Regions from separate parts of the Homo sapiens genome. Here all the other regions are linked to region 1. The links are chromatin loops, found by intact Hi-C in ENCODE. Cell type or tissue: chondrocyte. All regions are shown on one strand. Links, peaks and the distances in the headings refer to the core of each region. The heading gives the core; the rest is flanking DNA.

Region 1 (6,296 bases), core at 416-5,415:
GAAGAAATTAATATTTACATAAATACAAAAATGTTATTTTAAAAATATATCTTTTTGTTTGGGCGCCGGTGGCTCACACCTGTAATCCCAGGACTTTTGATGGCCAAGACGAGCAGATGGCTTGAGCCCAGGAGTTCGAGACCAGCCTGGGTAACACGGCAAAACCCCGTATCCACAAAAAATAAAAAAATTAGTGGGGTTTGGTGGGGGGGCGTGCACCTGTAGCCCTAGTTACTCAGGAGGCTGAGGTGGGAGGATCTCTTGAGCCCAGGAGGTTGAGGCTGCAGTGAGCCATGATTACGACACTGTACTCCAGCCTGGGCAACACAGTTTTGATTTGATTTGATTTGATTTGAGACAGGGTCTCAAATATATATGTGTATATATATATATACATATATATATATACACATATATATACACACATATATATATGTACATATATAGTTTTTTTTTTTTTGAGACAGAGTCTTGCTCTTGTCACCCAGGCTGGAGTGCAATGGCACAATCTTGGCTCACTGCAACCTCCACCTCCAGGGTTCAAGCGATTCTCCTTCCTCAGCCTCCTGAGTAGCTGGGATTACAGGCGCCTACCACCACGCCTGGCTAATTTTTGTACTTTTAGTAGAGACGGGGTTCATGTTGGCCAGGCTGGTCTTGAATTCCTGACCTCAGGTGATCCGCCCGCCTCGGCCTCCCAGAGTGCTGGGATTACAAGCGTGAGCCACCGCGCACGCCCGGCCTAAAAATATATTTTTTAAAAAGAAGCTCCTTAGCCAAGCCTTACAAAAAGAGAGTCAACAGATACTAGGTATATTTAATGGAACAATAAATACAAGTTAAAAAAATTATTTTATGTTAGAAAAGTAGCCAATAGAGAAGCCGAAAGTAATGTCCTGACTATACAGGGAGGTGATTATATAGGGAGGAGGAAAACCACGGAGATGATCAAAGTTGTCTCCTATTTTTAGCAAGGGATCCATGGACGCGTTGTCTAAAAGTTGATGAAATAAGAAATAACAATCCAAAAATATGCTGTAAAGATTTGGAAATAGATACCAGAGGAATAAAAAGTGGAAAAAGTTAAAAACGAGGCACCAGCGATCACGAGTTACTTCTTGCCATTTTTGAAAAGTAATGTAGTTAACAAAAAAATGTATTTGGCCGACAGGGGTTGGGGGCGGTGGTGAGGGAGAGGTTGTTGTTTAAAGGCGTGTTGTTTTCCATGCAAAGCTCTGTCCTGTCCTACGTGTCTGAGTGTCGTGTATTACTGGAACATTTTTAAAGAAGTATTATTTATTTTACAACTAGACTCCCATAATATTTGTCTTTCAAAATATGGAGTAAATAGACGCTGTCTAAAGTTGAAGAGGCAGTATACAGAGCTTTCGAACATATCACTGAACATTGCAAAAGTAACTTGGCAGAACAAAATTTAAATTGAGGGTTGGGGCCGCAGCGAAACACATAATGTGCCCAAGTTGCTAAATCGAGAAACCGCCCTCCAAGGCTTCTGATTCACAGATTCTGCGAAGGGACTGACGGCCAGAAGACAGAAAATCCAGCAACGGTAAAAAGCGGCCTGGCCTTCCCCGGGCTGTTGCGCCCACGTGTTGGTTTGCAGCGTTTGGCAGGGGTTTTGGATGGTGGCCTCCGCGGACGAGCGCAGGGATGGAGAGGCCTGGGCGTTCGAACACCCACGTTCAAAGCAAAGCCCTTCCAGATTTAGGGCTTTCTAACGTGCATTTGTATAACTTTGGGTTTAAAGGAGCCTCAGGCCGAGGGAGGGCCCGGGAAAGCGACGCTGCGGGTTATGGGACTCCCAGGGACCCGCCCCTCCGGGCAGGGCCTGGCGCGGGAATCCTTCCCGGGGCGCCCCAGCTGTGGGCGAGAACGGGACTGACGCTTGGGTCCCGACCTGGGTCCCCTACCTGTCCCGGCGCTCACCTGGCGGGCTGCTCGGAGGCGGCAGCGGCGGGCTAAGCTTCCCTTTCCCACTTTGTTCTGGGAGGCAGTCGAGGGGCTCCCCGTGATCGGCGTGGCCCAGGGGGCCCCGGGACCGGCGGTCTGGGCGGTCGGTCCTCTCCCGGGGCGTGGCGGCTGCAGCCCGGCGCCGGGGGCGGCGACTCTGAGATCCAGCGGGCGGGGGCGGGAGGCCGCCCCTCCTCCGGCTGCGGGGCCCAGCGGGAGCGAGGGCGGGCGGGCGGGGGAGCTTGGAGGGCTGCGTGCAGCGAGGGGGAGGCCCAGTTGCCGCGAGGCCAGCGGGGAGCGGGGCCAGCCCCGCGCCCCTAGGATCCGGGGCCCACCCCTGGGAGAGCCACCTCCTCTGGGTGTGCGAGTTCCACATCCCCAAGACGCCCCCGCGGGGGGACTGGTCCTAGCTCCCCACCCCCACCCAAATTCCGTTTCCTTCTGGTCCTGGCCTCCTGCTTGCGGCCGTCTCCACCCCTCACATCCATGGGATCCTGCACAGGTCCACGGTTGGTAAACCGCTTAGCTGTGAGCCCGACCCAGGGCCTGATTCGAAACACTTGGATCAAAGTCCCTGGCCACAGGGATTTTCTTGTATTTACGTTGCTTCCCAGGGCCAGATTCTCAGAAGCCCGGGGCTGATCTTAAATTAAATCCCTTCACCACACGCACTCTCTGTGGCAATGACAAACCTGTACCCTTCCACCTTAGGACTCCCCTGTCCTCCCCATCCCCCCAGCTATAGACAACTGAATTAATCCGGAGGTTCAGTTTCGGTCAGGCTGGGGCCGCGACCCATTTTCTCCCTTTACCTCTGCCCTTGGGTCTTTGCAGTCCCTTCTGATGGCCCTAGATTGCACCAGGGACCTCAAGGTGACTGATCTCAGACACCCCAGAGCTAGTTTTCTGGAAGCCAGGCCTCCCCCACGCTGGTAAATCATTCTCCAGGCCCACTGGCTCATATCTGCCACTGTGCTAAATGCTTTGTATGCATGACCTCCTCATGGACGCCTCTCCCGAGAAACTGAAGTCCAGAGATACCTGGTCTGTTGCACGTAGTCCAAGTCGCTAGCTTGGAGGGGTCACACAGCCAGAGAGCCTGGATTCCCTAAAGCCCCTTCCCCTAGAAACCTCAGCCAGGCCCCACAGCGCCATCGTGAGGACGGCGTGAGACTGCGTGTGCAGCGCGGAGCACAGTGCTGGACTCAGAGCCAACGCTAATTTGACTACTATTACATTATTTGTAACAACCGCCTTTGAAAGCATTTTCTGCTGTGGGTTGTAAAATTACTGTATTATTGGTAGAGTTTTTAGCACAGATCCACACGCAGTTCCTTATGTGAAAGGCGTAGGCCTAGGTTTGTTTTGCATTCCGGATTTTGGGGGGTTTATTTATTTTATTTTAGTTTTTTGAGACGGAGTCTCGCTCTGTTGCCCAGGCTGGAGTGCAGTGGCTAGATCTTGGCTCACTGCAAGCTCCACCTCCCGGGCTCAAGCAATTCTTGTGCCTCAGCCTCCCGAGTAGCTGGGATTACAGGAACGCGCCACCACGCCTGGCTAATTTTTGTATTTTTAGTAGAGAGGGGGTTTGGCCATGTTGGCCAGGCTGGTCTCGAACTCTTGACCTCAGGTGATCTGCCTGTCTTGGCCTCCCAAAGTACTGGGATTACAAGCGTGAGCTACCACGCCTGGCCGTAAGTAGCCATTTCTTCATGCTGCTCAATTCTCTGACATCCAGGGGCTTGCATATGTAGGGACAAGAATACTAACTAATCTTTGTTCTTTGATAAAACATTAAACAGTTGTTCCTCTAAGTCTTCCTCGAAACCAGATTTCCCTAATCATTTCAACATTCCTTCCAAAAGCCATCGCTTAAAGCCTTCCCAAATCTAATGTCAGATGTTTGCGATTGTTGTAAATACCTTAACAAATAGACAAAGCAATTGTGTGTTATTATAATGATTACAAAGCTAATGCATACTTGTGCTGACACGTGTCACCAGTGTGCTGATACCCATGGACTTGAGCTTGTTTCTTTATTGTTATTATTACAAAAAGTGGAATTGTTTATTTTTCATTTATTGATTTATTTTTGAGTCAGCGTCTGGCTCTGTTACCCAGGCTGGAGTGCAGTGGCATGATCACAGCTCACTGCAGCCTTGATCTCCTGGGCTCAAGTGATCCTCCCACCTCAGCCCCTCAAGTAGCTGGGACTACAGGGGCACGCCACCATGCCCGGCTAATCTTTGTATTTTTTGTAGAGATGAGGTTTCGCCATGCTGCCCAGGCTGGTCTCGAACTCATTAGCTCAACAATCCGCCTGCCTTGGCCTCCCAAAATGCTGGGATTACAGGCATAAGCCACTGCATCTGGCCTTGTTTCTTTATTATTGGTATTCTAGTTTTTAGACTCCTTTCCTGCAGGGAGTGTGATTTGACTCACCCAATATAAGGAGCCCTGGTAACCGCCTCAGACCTGCTGAGGTTTCGGCTTTAGGTCAGAGCCAGTTTCAGGAAGGCTGATGATTCAGGACCGGTGGAGAGGCCTGGGGAACCTCTAGCAGGGCAGCCCACTGAATGCGGTTGTCACTCAGAGCCTGTCCATGTGCTTGGATCTGAACAGGAAGAGAGGTTTTATTTATGGTCTTGGTCGTGCTTTCCCTCGGAGTCACATTTGTTCCTGGTGTCTCCTCACATGGTGCAGGCTGATGTGCCTACTTTGCAGCTCTTTCTGCTGAGCAAGGCCTGTTTCTACCCAATTAAATCTAAAGCCTTCTATCACAATAAAACCTCAACTGTCATTCCCATCAACCAAGAAGAACTGAACTAGGAGGCCCTGACATTTGCCAATCTGATGTGTTATCAAATGTTTACATTGGCCGGGCACGGTGGCTCATGTCTGTAATCCTAGTGCTTTGGGAGGCAGCAGGATCACTTGAGACCAGGAGTTCAAGACCAGCCTGTGCAACATAGTGAGACCCCCATCTCTACAAAAAATTTAAAAATTACCTGGCTATGATGGTGTGTGACTGTGGTTCTAGCTACTTGGGGGGCTGAGGCAGGAGGACCGCCTGAGCCTGGGAGGTTAAGGCTGCAGTGAGCTGTAATGGTGCCACTGTACTCCAGCCTGAGTGACAGAGCAAGACTCTATCTCAAGACAAATAAACAGGCCGGGCGCGGTGGCTCACGCCTGTAATCCCAACACTTTGGGAGGCCAAGGCAGGCGGATCACCTGAGGTCAGGAGTTTGAGACCAGCCTGGCCAACATGGCAAAACCCCGTCTCTACTAAAAATACAAAAATTAGCTGGGTGTGGTGGCATGTGTCTGCAGTCCCAGCTACTAGGAGGGCTGAGGCAGGAGGATTGCTTGAACCCAGGAGGCGGAGGTTGCACTGAGCTGAGATTGTGCCACTGCACTCTAGCCTGGGCAACACAGCAAGACTCTGTCTCAAAACAAACAAACAAACAAACGAAGTTTACATCTTTGCCTATCTAAGAAGTCAAAAGAAAACAAAAAAAGGTATTGCCCTGGTATCTTCCTTCGCATTTCTCCTAAGATGAGGACATTGGTCATCTTTTCATGTGTTTAAGAGCTATTTGCATTTCTTTCTACATAGTTTGTCATTAATCACCTTTGCCCATTTTTCTGCAATTACTGGTCAGGTGTTGTGTTTTAAAAATGGTGCAATGGGCCAGTGCAGTGGCTCACTCCTGTAATCCCAGCACTTTAGGAGGCCAAGTCGGGCGGATCAGAAGGTCAGGAGTTTGAGACTAGCCTGGCCAATATAGTGAAATCCTGTCTCTACTAAAAATACAAAAATTAGCCAGGTGTGGTGGAGGGCACCTGTGGTTCCAGCTACTTGGGAGGCTGAGGCAGGAGAATCACTTGAACCCAGGAGGCGGAGGTTGCAGTGAGCTGAGATCGTGCCACTGCACTCCAGCCTGGGTGACAGAACAAAAGTTTGTCTCAAAAATAAATAAATATAAAAAAATACAAATATAAATACAAAAATTAGCCTGGAGTGGTGGCAGATGCCTGTAATCCCAGCTACTTGGGATGTTGAGGTGTGAAGATCACTTGAACCCAGGAGGTAGAGGCTGCAGTCAGCTGAGATTGCTCCACTGCACTCCAGCCTAGGCGACAAAGTGAGACTCCGACTCAAAAAAAAAATGGTGCAATTATTGCAAACAGTGAAAAATGGACGGATGTCACATACAAATCTAACTTTCCAGCCTCTGGAGAGATGGCCTACGCTATAGGGCACGTGTTCTCACAGTCCCTTACCTTGTGCAGTGCATTGCCTGGGCCCATCATCCATAACGTTA
Region 2 (6,296 bases), core at 1-5,000, 56 kb after region 1:
AGGGGAAACAGAGGTATGCTGTGACTTGCCCAAGGCTACAAAGCCACAGAGCTAGGGTTTGAATCTGGGAGGTCTGGCTCCAGAACCTAAGCTCTTGGCTAACTATGCTGTTTTCTCCTCCTAAGGCAAGGAGCATCTCATTCATTCACAGACAAGACTGAGCTGGGCCAAAGGTCTCTGTACTGGATCTCATCTTCTGTCTTCCAATCCACATCCTTTTGGGCATGAGCAGAAAGTGTGTACTCTGCTAATTACTAGAACTGTGAGTGTGTTTTTCACTTCACCTCCCTGAACTTCAGTTTCTTTTCTTTCTTTTTTTTTTCCAGGACTGAGTCTCACTCTGTCGTCCAGGCTGGAGTGTAGTGGTACAACCTCCACCTCCTGGGTTCAAGTGATTCTCCTGCCTCAGCCTCCCAAGTATGTGGGACTACAGGTGTGCACTACCAGGCCCGGCTAATTTTTTTTTTGTATTTTTAGTAGAGACGAGGTTTTGCCATGCTGGTTGGGCTGGTCTCGAACTCCTGACCTCAAGTGATCTGCCTGCCTCGACCCCCCAAAGTGCTGGGATTATAGGTGTGAGCCACCATGGCTGGCCTGAACTTCAGATTTTTTATCTGTAAGGAGGGGTTAGGAGGCCTAAATTAAGTCACCCATAAAAAGGCCATGTCACATGCAGTCAGTGCTTAGCAAGGGGCTATTTTAATCGTCACACTCACCAGTCAGAGACACAAATCTCAATCCTGCCACTATCCAGCAGTTCTGGCCACAGACCCTCCTCCTCTAGGTCCAAGACCTGCTTCTTGCAACACCAGCTGGGAATGCAGGAGACAGGGTAATGAGAACAGGCAGGCCTTTCTCAACAAGGGGCCGGACCTTTGGATAGCAGGGGCATTCACCTGAATGAAGTCACGAAGCACGTCTGAGAAGGGGCCCCAGGCACGGTTGTCCTGTTTTCCTCCACCACCCAGCCGTCCCCACCGTGTTGCACCATCCACTTTCGGAGGCCTTCTGTGAAATAAAAAAGGCTTGTGCCCAAGTTCCAGTCGCCCGCCTGTTGGTTCCTAGTGAGACCCCGCCCCTAGCCCCTCCCACGTGCTCACAGTGCAGCTCACTCACCTGACCCTTCCCACCGAGGCCCCGCCCCCTTCCCCTCCCACCAGCTCAGGGCAAAGCCCCGCTCCTCTGGCCCTTCTCACTGATTTGCAGCAAAGCCCTGCCCCTCCAACCCCTCTCTCGGGCTCCCAGAACTGCCCCACTCCCACCCCTCCCACAGGCAAACGGTGAAGCCCTGCCCAGTCAGCCCTGCACCCTGCGTGCCAATGCTGCCTCGTCCCTCCGACACCTCCCACCGGCTCCCAATGCTGCCCCGCCCCTCCGGCACCTCACACCGGCTCCCAATGCTGCCCCGCCTCTCCGACTCCTCCCACCGGTCCCACTGCGGCCCTGCCCCTGCGGCCCCTAGTACCGGTCCCAGTGCGGCCCCGCCCCTCCGGCCCCGCTACCGCTCCCACTGTGGCCCAGCATCCTGGACTTCCTCTTCCGAGATCCCACCTTGGCCGCAGGGGTTGCGAATAAGGTTGCGTCCGATGGGTCTGCGCGCGCAGAAGCGGCCCAGGGGGCAAGGCCTGGCGTTACGGGCGGGAGACTGGCAGCTGCGGGCGAGGTGCAGCAGCGCGCGGCCGGTGGCGCCGTGGTCGCGGGCCAGGATCAGCAGCCACAGGGCCTGGCCGTCCACCAGGGCTCGCCAGCCCCGGCACACTTGGCGGCAGCGCCCGAGCAGCGTGCGCGGGGGGACGTGGCTCAGCACCACCAGAAGCAGCTCTGGGGGTAGTTGGCTCAGGTCCAGCGCCTCTTCGGGTTCCGGCTCCGGCGCGGGGACCCGGGCGGCCCGGCCCCTGGAGACCGAGGCGCCCATGGTCCCCCCGCCAGGCCCGGCTGTGGCTGCGGGAGAGGAAGGGTCAAGGCGTCAGGGACCAGCAGCCTCCGCGGCGCGCAGCCTCTGCCTGCCCTGATTCTGCCAGCCGCACCCCCGTCTTCACCATCCCTGGGCCCCGTCCCCAAGTCCCCATCCCCCAGCCCGTCCTTGATAGCCCCGATATCCCGGAGACCCCGCGGTCTGTGTGTATGCCCCGAATTGCATGCAATCAGCCCCCCTCGGCGGCCGCACCGACACCGCACCCCAAGTCCTACCCCGGGGCCTGGCGGCGCTCCTCGCCGGGATGCCCTAGCTGTGCCGCAAGCTCCCCACGCCCCTCTGCGTCCTTTTTACTCGCCGGCCCCTCCCCTCTTACTAGCCAGCTTCACCCACCCCTGCATCCTCTTTCTTACTCGCCAGCCCCTCCCGCCTGCTCCCTCCCGCTCTCCAAACCCAACCTGCTTCCCGCGACGGGGCCAGGTGCAGCCAGGAGCCAAGGCCTGCTGCTCACAGCCGTCCCCTCCAGCCGGCCCCTTGAAGTGTCCCTAATTCGTTAGTAGCAATGAGACGTCTGGCTCTGAGCAACCATTGTTATTTTGGTCAGGCTTCTGAGTGGGAGGCCTCGTATCCGTTAACGTGTTAAAAAATTTCCATCACCTTTAAGGTCGGGCGTGGTTATCTTCATTTCACAGGAGAAAACAGGCTCCGGCTGCTAAAAATTAATGCAACCAATAGTAACACCAGCCAACTTTTATGGACGGTTTTACTGCCAGCCAGGGTGGCAACCCCATGAAGTAGGTGCTGTTATGCCCTTTACTTCACAGGTGAAAAAACTGAGACCAGCAGAGGCCAAGTGGCTTGTCTATGATCACCAGCTAGTAGGGATTTGAATCCAGCCAGCCTAGCTCCGGAATTCCTCATTTTAACCTCTAGATCAGCTCTGTCCAATAAAAATACAATTGTGGCTGGGTGCGGTGACTCATGCCCGTAATCCCAGCACTTTGGGAGGCCAAGGCAGGCGGATCGCTTGAGGTCAGAAGTTCGAGACCAGCCTGGCCAACATGGTGAAACCCCGTCTCTACTAAAAATACAAAAATTAGCTGGGCGTGGTAGCACGCGCCTGTAATCCCAGCTAATTTGGAGGCTTAGGCAGGAGAATTGCTTGAATCCGGGAGGGGGAGGTTGCAGTGAGCAGAGATTGCACCACTGCACTCCAGCCTGTGCAAAAGAGTGAGTGAGACTCCGTCTCAAAAAACAAACAGAAAAAAAAAATTGTGAAAGTTGATCATGTGAATTGGATCCTTCTTGTCATATCCAACTAAAACAAAGTTGAGAGGCCGGGGGGAAAACACTTAGGGCAGATACCATTGCTCCAAGAAAGTGATTCTCTGCAAGCCTGGCTGTTAAAACTGCCTGTTGTAACCTGGAAGCAGTCTAACTGGTACTGAAAAAACCTGCCGTGACTCTAAGACTAGTTTTTCCCTCTGCTGTCACTTACCAGTCAGAACTTGCCAGCTCCCCAGAACGTTGCTAGTGTCAATGAACTTTCTTGCAAAACAATACCTAACATTTCTGTTTCTTATAAAAACCTCTAACCTCTTTGTTCTTTGAAAGTTCTGAAGACCGCCTGGTCTGTGTGGATGCCTCGAATGTCAATTCTTGCTTCCCAAATAAAACATTTTATTATTTTTTTGAGACAGAGTCTCGCTCTGTCGCCCAGGCTGGAGGGCAGTGATGCAATCTCGTCTCACTGCAACCTCCGCCTCATGGGTTCAAGCGATTCTCCTGCCTCAGCCTCCCGAGTAGCTGGGATTACAGGCGCATGCCACCATGCCCAGCTAATTTTTGTATTTTTAGTAGAGACGGGGTTTCACCATGTTGGCCAGGATGGTCTCAAACTCCCGACCTCAGGTGATCTGCCCGCCTCAGCCTCCCAAAGTGCTGGGATCGCAGGCATGAGCCACCGCAACAAAACATTTTAAATCGAGAGATTTGTCTCTATATCTCTATATTTTATTTGGCTTCGACATAACGTGAGCTGTATACATAGTTTAAGACATCAACAAACAAAACCAGACATGGATTCTTCCCCACAAAGAACTTACCTTCTAGAGGGAGAGACATGATAAACAGTTGGCATAATGAGCAAATTACGTAGTATCAGGGAAATAATTAAATATAAAACCTCCAGGCCGGGCATGATGGCTCACGCCTGTAATCCCAGAACTTTGGGAGGCTGAGGCAGGCGGATCACTTGAGGTCAGGAGTGTGAGACCAGCCTGGCCAAAATGGCGAAACTCCGTCTCTACTGAAAATACAAAAATTAGCCGGGCATGGTGGCGCATGCCTGTGATCCCAGCTACTCGGGAAGCTGAGGCATGAGAATCACTTCAACAAGGGAGGCAGAGGTTGCAGTGAGCTGAGACCTCACCACTGCACTCCAGCCTAGGCGACAGAGTGAGAAGCTGTCTTAAATAAATAAAATAAATAAAACCTCCTTTTGACCCTCTTAGAATCCTCTCCACAAATGCAGAAAAGAATTAAATGGGTCCTGGCATGGGGGCTCACACCTGTAATCCCAGCACTTTGGGAGGCCGAGGCAGGAGGATCTCTTGAGCCCAGGAGTTTGAGACCAGCGCTGGCAACACAGTGAAACCCCGTCTCTACAAAAAATTTAAAAAGTAGCTGCAAATAGTGGTGTGCACCTGTAGTCTCAGCTACTTGGGAGGCTGAGGTGGGAGGATGGCTTGAGCCTGGGAGGTTGAGGCTGCAGTGAGCTGTGATCATGCCACTGCACTTCAGCCTGGGCTACACATCGAGACCCTGTCTCAAAAAAAAAAAAAAAAAAAAAAGAAAAAGAAAAAGAAAACAAGTAAAAAAAAGAATGAAACGGTTGTATTAGTGTATACACTTCAAACTAGCCTGTAATGTGCTTCTGTCATGATGAACAGTAAACATAATAAGTGTGTGTGTGTTAAAAAGTGATTAGTGCTGTGAAAAATTAGAGCAGAGAAGGGAAATGGGGCATAACGAGGCTGGGTTGGGTGGATAGGAGAGGGAGACCCTGAATTAGGAGAGATGGATGAACTATTATGCTGGTCTAATTTCTTCTCAATATGTATATTTTCATTTTTAAAATTTTGTTTCAACTGGACACGGTGGCTCACACCTGTATCCCAACACTTTGGGAGGCCGAGGCAGGTGGATCACCTGAGGTCAAGTGTTTGAGACCAGCTTCACCAACATGGTAAAACTCCGTCCCTACTAAAAATACAAAAACCTAGGTGCAGTGGCTTATGCCTGTAATCCCAGCACTGTGGGAGGCCGAGGTGGCAGATCACGAGGCCAGGAGTTCGAGACCAGCCTGGCCAATATGGTGAAACCCCAACTCTACTAAAAATACCAAAAAAAAAAAAAAAAAAAATTAGGTGGGCATGGTGGTGCGCACTTGTAGTCCCAGCTACTCAGGAGGCTAAGGCAGAAGAATCACTTGAACCCAGGAGGCACAGGTTGCAGTGAGCTGAGATCCCACCATTGCACTCCAGCCTGGGCGACAAGAGTGAAAATTTGTCTAAAAAAAACTGTTTATATATATATATTTGAGACCAGGTCTCACTCTGTCGTAGCTCACTTTAGCCTCAAACTCCTGGAGTCAAGCCATCCTCCTGCCTTAGCCTCTGGGGTAGCTGGGACTAAAGGAGAGACAAGGTCTTGCTGTTGCCCAGGGTGGTCTCAAACTCCTGAGCTCAAGTGGTCCTCTCGCCTCCACCTCCCCAAGTGCTGGGATTATAGGCATGAGCAACTGTGCCCACTAAAACTAATATATTAGTTTTAATGTAATATATAAGCAGTGGGAATCTTGTTGATAATGAGATATGATGACTCAAGTATTTGACTTTTTTAAAAACTTTTTTCACTTTGTCATCCAGGCTGGAATGCAATGGCTTGATCTCAAACTCCTGACCTCAGGTGATCCTCCCGCCTTGGCCTCCCAAAGTGCTGGGATTACAGGCATGAACCACTGCACCTGGCCTGATTTTTTTTTTAACAGTTAAAAGGTTTAAAAAGTTTGAGTAGGTTGGCCAGGGACTGTGGCTGATGCCTGTAATCCCAGCACTTTTGGAGGCCGAGGCAGGCAGATCACTTGAGGTCAGGAGTTCGAGACCAGCCTGGCCAACGTGGTGAAACCCCATCTCTACTTAAAATAAAAAAATTAGCTGGGTGTGGTGGCACACACCTATAGTCCCAGCTACTCAGGAGGCTGAGGCAGGAGAATCGCTCAAACCTGGGAAGCGGAGGTTGGAGTAAGTTGAGATTGAGCCACTGCACTGTAACCTGGGTGACAGAGCAAGACTCCATCTCAAAAAAAAAAAAAAAAAAA
Region 3 (6,296 bases), core at 443-5,442, 350 kb after region 1:
AATGCGTCTTGGGAGAGGACTGGGGATCTAGTCTGGCTCCAGACTCAGTTCAGGGACCACAGGAAGGAATAAATAACGACCTCTTAGCCCAGGTTCCCTAGAAGAAAAGGGTATACCCAGCAGCTGGAGAATGTCCCATAAGGTAAGGGAATGTGTGAGTTGGCCTGAAAAACGGGCAACAGGTTGAACTAGACATCTTAATTGTTTCCCTGGAGCCCTAATTCCTGCCCCAAACCTAATACAGACCCTCTACCAATCCCATTCTTCTGGCCCCGCCCCAAGCCTAGGCCCCACCCCCAGACTCTTAGGCCCTGCCCCAAAGCAAAAACTCCAGCCCTTTTAAAGCTAAGCAATGCCCATTCCGGCCCTTTCAAGGTTAGGAAGTCCCCCAAGTCTAGGGCACCGACTCAAAACTTAGGGAGCTTGGATCTGTGGGCGTTTATAGGATAGGTTGGTGGAACTAGAGGAGGCGGTCCCCAGTTTGTACTGCCTCTCCAGGGAATCTCCCCAAACCCGAAGACACGTCCCATTGTGCTGACTCCTCATTGGATAGTGCAGTCTGTTCTGGCCTCTCTGATTGGTCCTTCCACAATCCCTAGCTGTACTCCCTCTGCATTGGACTGCGCCTGTGAGCCACCCTTTCTGATTGGCCCCTGCTTTCCCATGCTTTGCTCCTGATCGGGCAAGTCCTTGTGCATGGCTCTTTCTGATTGGACCGTTTGTAATCACAAGCCTGGATGAAACAGAAGTTCCACTATGGAGGGTGGGAGTACCACCAAGGAGGACGAGGAGGAGGGGGGGGAGGGGGAGGGGGAGAGGGAAGGGGAGGGGAGGGGGAGGGGAGCGGGGAGGAGGAGGAGGTTCCCTAAGTCTCTTGCCTAAGAGAGAGTGTGGCCATTGACCCCCAAGATAGCCTGGGCTTAAAGAGTTCTAACTGTACAGACCACAGGTGCCTTTGGCTTCTATGCCTCAGATTTTTATCGTCTTTAAGTTGGAGAGAATAATAGTACCTTTTTCACGAGGTATTGCAATAATTAAATAAGCTAATGCCTATAAACTGCTTATAGAAGTACCTGGTACATAGGAAGCCCTCAAGAGGAGGGTCAGCTATTAGTATTCATTTGATCATGTAAGTGCATGACCTTGGATGAGTCCCTCTGCCTCTCTGACCTCTGCAGGCCAGGAGTTCCTTGTCCATTTAATTGAATGACCCCTCTTGTCTCCAGTCCTCCTCCTCCTCCATCTCCTGCCTTCAGGGACTGGGCCTGTGATCAGAGGGAGGGACAGAGAGATAGGGACAGGAAAACAGCACTAGTGGAGGGCAGAGGAGCTCAACCTAACCCTCCAGAGAATTTAGGGCAGGGTGAATTTTCTCTATGGACCAGTGTAGAGTGATTCTATCCCGAATCCCTCATGCAAAGGACTTGCCCTGATTGGGGGTGAGCGGGCAAGAGATAGGGTAGAGTGGGGTGGTAAGGGGATGGTGTGTTAAGGCTGGGAGGGCTTGGAGCTGGGCTTTTTGGACCCTATCCCCGGAAACACCAAGGTTGGGGGAACGGGCAGCCCAGGCCCAAGGTCACTATGTCTTTGTTACCATGGCAACAGCCACCTCTCTACCGGGAACCTGAAAAGGGGTGGGGGGAGGGAGTTCCCACGTCCCTGAAACCGGGGACAGAGAGGGGAACAATTAGAAACATGGAAGAGAAGCAGAGAGACAGAAAGGGTGTGATTCATCTCTGTGAAGACCTGCCCATCTCGGAATTCTCAGAGCCCGGTACATTGTGGGTACTTAATCAATGTCCCTCAGAGACAGACGCAGAAAGCCTGAGAAAGTTCGATGTCAAGAGATGCCAGAAAAAAGAAAAGAAGAATCTTCAGATGGGGGCAAGTGTCCCTTCCCTGTCTCCTCAATCTCACACCCCTGGGAGTCCACCGAGGGCCCAGGATCGACTTCAGCTTCCCCAGCCCTGGGTGTTCAGGCCTACCTGACCGTACAAACCATCCACCCCCCAGCAGCTCCTGAGATCCTGAAGCAATTACGTTCAAACCTCTTCGGCCTTTAAATTCTTCCTATCTAAGGGCTCAGCTGAGAAAAGTCGCATTCGGTGATGCCTCCTACCCCCCAGAGGTGGGGAGTGGGGGAGGAAACGGGCACTTTGCCTCCTTTATTCTCAGGGGTCCTTGTTCCCCTTGGGAGTGACCGCTCTGTAGATCCAGATATTTCCCCAATACCTCCAGGAGACCCAGGCCTCGCCCATCCGTCCCCCACCCCCCAAGGAAATCCTTCAGGCCCTTCCCTTTCTTTCTAAGAAAGAGGTATCCTCCTTCCCTCCCGGGACCCAGCTCGCATTCCTCTAGGTCAGCCCGCCCCCTGCTGGCCCAAGCCTCGTACTGCAGGAACCGTCGGCTAGAGCCCAGAAGAGGCAGAAACTGAGTCCAAACTGAGGATCTCCGAGTTTTTGCATTTTAAAATTTATTTAAAGTCTTGGTTGTTCAGGTCCTAGGGGTTCCAAGTCCCCAGTCACCTTGAGGACTCAGACATCAGGAATTCAGTCCCCAGCCCAGAGATCAACGAAAGAAAGACAACTTTTCTTGGAGCCAGGCCTCAGTGAGGTCATCAGTGGTGCGGATTTCGAACACCTGGGCAGAGAGAGGTCTCGGCATTATGATCTACTCAAACACTGAGACAGTGGCTGGGCACGGTGGCTCACCTGTAAGAGAGCACTTTGGGAGGCTGAGGTGGGTGGATCACTTAAGGTCAGGAGTTCGAGACCAGCCTGGCCAATATGGTGAAACCCTGACTCTACTAAAAATACAAAAAGTAGCCAGGTGTGGTGGCGTGTGCCTGTCGTCCCACTACTTGGGAGGCTGAGGCAGGAGAATTGCTTGAACCCAGGAGGAGGAGGTTGCAGTGAGCCGAGGTTGTGCCACTGCACTCCAGCCTGGATGACAGAGCGAGACCCAGTTCTTTAAAAAAACAAAAACAAAAACAAAAACCACTGAGACAGTGAGGACTCTAGTCCCTCTTCCCTCAGACCCAGGACCCACACCACCTCTCCCTAACACTCTGGAGCCCCATCCCAGTCTGAACCTTTGTGAGCTCTGCTGTCTGCACCAGCCTGTTTTTACTCCCTGCATACATCATCTGTTGTTCCGGCTTGCAGCCTGCGTGGAAAAGAGGAGAAAGGCACATCAGTGGGGACCCAGGCGTGTTCTCTAAAGCTCTAGTAATGTCCTGAAGGCCCTGCAGCTTGCCAAGGGTCCTAGGAGCTCTTCTAAGGAGGTCCCTGCACTGTACTCAGTTTCTAGGTTGGCTTGGGGGCTTCAAGTTATTCTGAGGGTCTCTGGAGATGATTTAGGGGCCAGACGGGGATTTCTAGGTGAAAGGAAAAGGTGGGTTGGCTTAGGCCCCAGGACTGAGAACGGGTGGGCTCTTGGTGAATCTGAGCCCCCACCTCCACTTCACTGCCCTCCCACATCATGCGTGCGACACACACACATCCTCACCCAGTCACACACAGGCTGTCACATGCTCACACTCTTACACAAGTGCCTGCACACATTCGCATTTACACACAAACACACACACACAGAATCGAAGACCCTCTCCTGAGGACAGTAGAGCTGTGTCTCACCCACAGGGCTGGAGAAGATGAAACACAAAGGGTAGGACACTCGGCCATCGTCATGCACGTACTTGTAGCTGTAAACCACGAACCTACCGTGAAAGGGAATTGAAAATCAGGACTCTGGCCTGCAGCCCAGGCTTAACAGCCATTACCTGAGTCCACAGCCTTGAAATGTTGGCTGAGTCTGAGAACCCAGGGTTGATGTCTGGGACTCAGGGTACTGACCTCAAACACAACAAATGATTAAAAAATAATCATAGGGCCGGGCGCAGGACTCACACCTATAATCCCAGCACTTTGGGAGGCCGAGGCGGGTGGATCACCTGAGATCAGGAGTTCGAGACCAGCCTGGCCAACATGGTGAAACCTCGTCTCTACTAAAAATACAAAAATTAGCCTGGAGTAGTGGTGGGCGCCTGTAATCCCAGCTAGTCAGGAGGCTGAGGCAGGAGAATCGCTTGAACTCAGGAGGCAGAGGTTGCAGTGAGCCAAGATCACGCCATTGCACTCCAGCGTGGGTGACAAAAGTGGAACTCCATCTCAAATAATAATAATAATGATAGTGCTCATTTGACTCACAATTACTTTATAATATAGGTGCTATTAATATCCCCATCGTACAGATGAGAAAACTGAGGCCCAAAGTCACTTGCCTAAGGTTCTACAGATAGGGGAGAGATTTGAACCTGGGAAAGTGAATGCCAGCGTGTAAGTTCTCACCCCCTATGCAATTCTGTCCAGTGCACTTGAACCCCAGGTGCACTGTGACCAGTGATGGCTACAGAATCATCCAAGCCCGGTATAAAATGAAAATGTGGGGCATCTTGTTCAAGAAGCAGGAAAATTGTTTTCCTTTCTTTTGTAGTCTCTCTCTAGACTGATCATCGTCTTTTTTTTTTACTGTTATTAGAGACAGGGCCTCACTCTGTTGCCCAGGCTGGAGTGCAATGGTGCGATCCTAGCTCACTGCAGTCTTGAACTCCTGGGCTCAAGCAATCCTCCTATCTCAGCCTCCAGAGTAGCTGGGAGTATAGGTGCACACCACCATGCCCAGCTAATTTTTTTTTTTTTTTTTTTGAGACAGGGTCTCACTTTGTCACCCAGGTTGGAGTACAGGGACGTGGTCTCAGCTCATTGCAGCCTCGACCTCCCAGGTTCAGGTGATCCTCCTGCCTCAGCCCCCCAAGTAGCTGAGATTACAGGGGCGTGCCACCACATCCAGCTAATGTTTTTTGTGTTTTTTGCAGAGACAGAGTTTCACCATGTTGCCCAGGCTGGTCTCGAACTCCTGAGCTCAAGTGATCTGTCCACCTCAGCCTCCCAAAGTGCTGGGATTACAGGCATGAGCCACTGCGCCTGGCCTTTTTTTAAAAAATTTTAGTAGAAATGGGGGTCTTGTTATGTTGCCCAGGCTGGTCTTGAACTCCTGGCCACAAGCAGTACTCCCACCTCAGACTCCCAAAGTGCTGAGATTACAGGTGTGAGCCACTGCGCTCAGCCTGTCTTTTTTAGTTTGCTATTTAAAGTCGTGCTCCCTCGGGCATGAGGATATGCGCAGGCAGAGTGCAGATGCTCACAGGAACACCCTGTAACTTGTCAGGCAAGGGGTGCCTTCTGGACCCTGACCCTCCCTACACCAGCAGGAAACCCAAGGACAGCAGCGGTCACTGGGTGGGTGCAGAGAGTGGGTGGCTGAGAACCTGTTCAGGGAGGCAGCCAGGTGGTGGACTGCCTGTGAACCTAGCTCCAAACCCCAGCACATTTGTGTGAAGTCCATTGTCCCATCTGACTTCATACAAAACAGAAATTCAAAGATAAAACTATAAAGAAGGTGACCGTTAACCCCCATGTGTGAGGCCCCCTCCTGGGTGCGGGGCCCTGTGCAATTATCATATGCCCATGAAGCTGGTCCTTGTTGAGTCCTACAGCCTCTAATCCTAGAGACCCAAAATGAATTCAGTCAAGATGAAAAATCTTAGCAGACCAGTTTTCACAGAAATAGTCAAAGAGCTCTTCCACCAAAAAAAGCACCAGGCTCATGTGACTTCGCCCAGGATTCTACCTGATAGTTAAAAGTCGAGTCATTCCTTTAGCAGGGTGCAGTGGCAGTGCCTGTAGTCCCAGTTACTTGGGAGGCTGAGGCAGGAGGATGGCTTGAGCCCAGGAGTTAGAGGCTACAGTGAGCCAGGATCACAGCACTGCCCAATAGCCTGGGTGACACAGTGAGACCCTGTCTCTAAAAATTTTTTTAATAAAATAACAATAATAATAATTAATTTGTTTGCTACCTAAAGTGTTCCCAAACATTGAAAAAGAAGGAAAATTTCTTTTTTTGTTTTTTTGAGACAGGGTCTTGCTCTGTCACCCAGGCTGGAGTACAGGGGTGCTATCTTGGCTCACTTGCAGCCTCAGCTTCCTGAACTCAACTGACCCCCGACATCAGCCTCCCAAGTAGCTGGAACCACAGGCACATGCCACCATGCCTGGCTAATTTTTTTTTTTTTTAATAGAGACAAGGTCCTCCACCAGGCGCGGTGGCTCACGCCTGTAATCCCAGCACTTTGGGAGGCCGAAGCAGGGATCACCTGAGGTTAGGAGTTCGAGACCAGCCTGGCCAACATGTCTCTACTAAAAATACAAAAATTATCCAGACATGGTGGTGGGCCC

The links. A loop is a pair of places that touch in the nucleus more often than their neighbours do. Peaks named below come from ENCODE experiments on the same cell type or tissue, not always from the same donor. Only the 100,000 strongest peaks of a DNase experiment are listed, where the experiment ranks them.
Region 2: it touches region 1 in a loop (4-fold over the local background); 27 of 110 quality-filtered maps call a loop at or near these places.
Region 3: a loop joins it to region 1, with 3 times the contacts of the local background. A loop is called at or near these places in 45 of 110 quality-filtered maps.

What each region holds. Positions count from the first base shown.
Region 1 is chr19:38,973,639-38,979,934 of GRCh38, forward strand. FBXO17 (F-box protein 17) reads right to left here and starts at 2,104. Exons shown (of 6, transcript NM_024907.7): 1 at 1,948-2,104. RefSeq lists enhancers at 4,051-4,100, 4,551-4,650. In chondrocyte, for the core only: CTCF peaks have their summits at 1,205, 3,103 and 3,313; DNase peaks (open chromatin) are centred at 1,632 and 2,041.
Region 2 is chr19:39,030,313-39,036,608 of GRCh38, forward strand. It overlaps FBXO27 (F-box protein 27), which reads right to left and starts at 2,237. Exons shown (of 6, transcript NM_178820.5): 1 at 2,191-2,237; 2 at 1,552-1,941; 3 at 897-1,008; 4 at 717-812. The coding sequence starts at 1,915. RefSeq lists enhancers at 816-925, 1,332-2,124 and silencers at 1,034-1,216, 1,066-1,305, 1,456-1,535, 1,736-1,885, 1,946-2,015. In chondrocyte, for the core only: a CTCF peak has its summit at 1,933; DNase peaks (open chromatin) are centred at 1,064, 1,429, 1,759 and 2,269.
Region 3 is chr19:39,325,909-39,332,204 of GRCh38, forward strand. GMFG (glia maturation factor gamma) reads right to left here. Exons shown (of 7, transcript NM_004877.4): 5 at 3,636-3,718; 6 at 3,092-3,165; 7 at 2,451-2,640. The coding sequence ends at 2,569. Among named protein-coding and RNA genes, the nearest start is that of GMFG, 7.0 kb to the right of the region's middle. In chondrocyte, for the core only: CTCF peaks have their summits at 2,383 (motif pointing left) and 2,599; no DNase peak of the experiment used is centred there.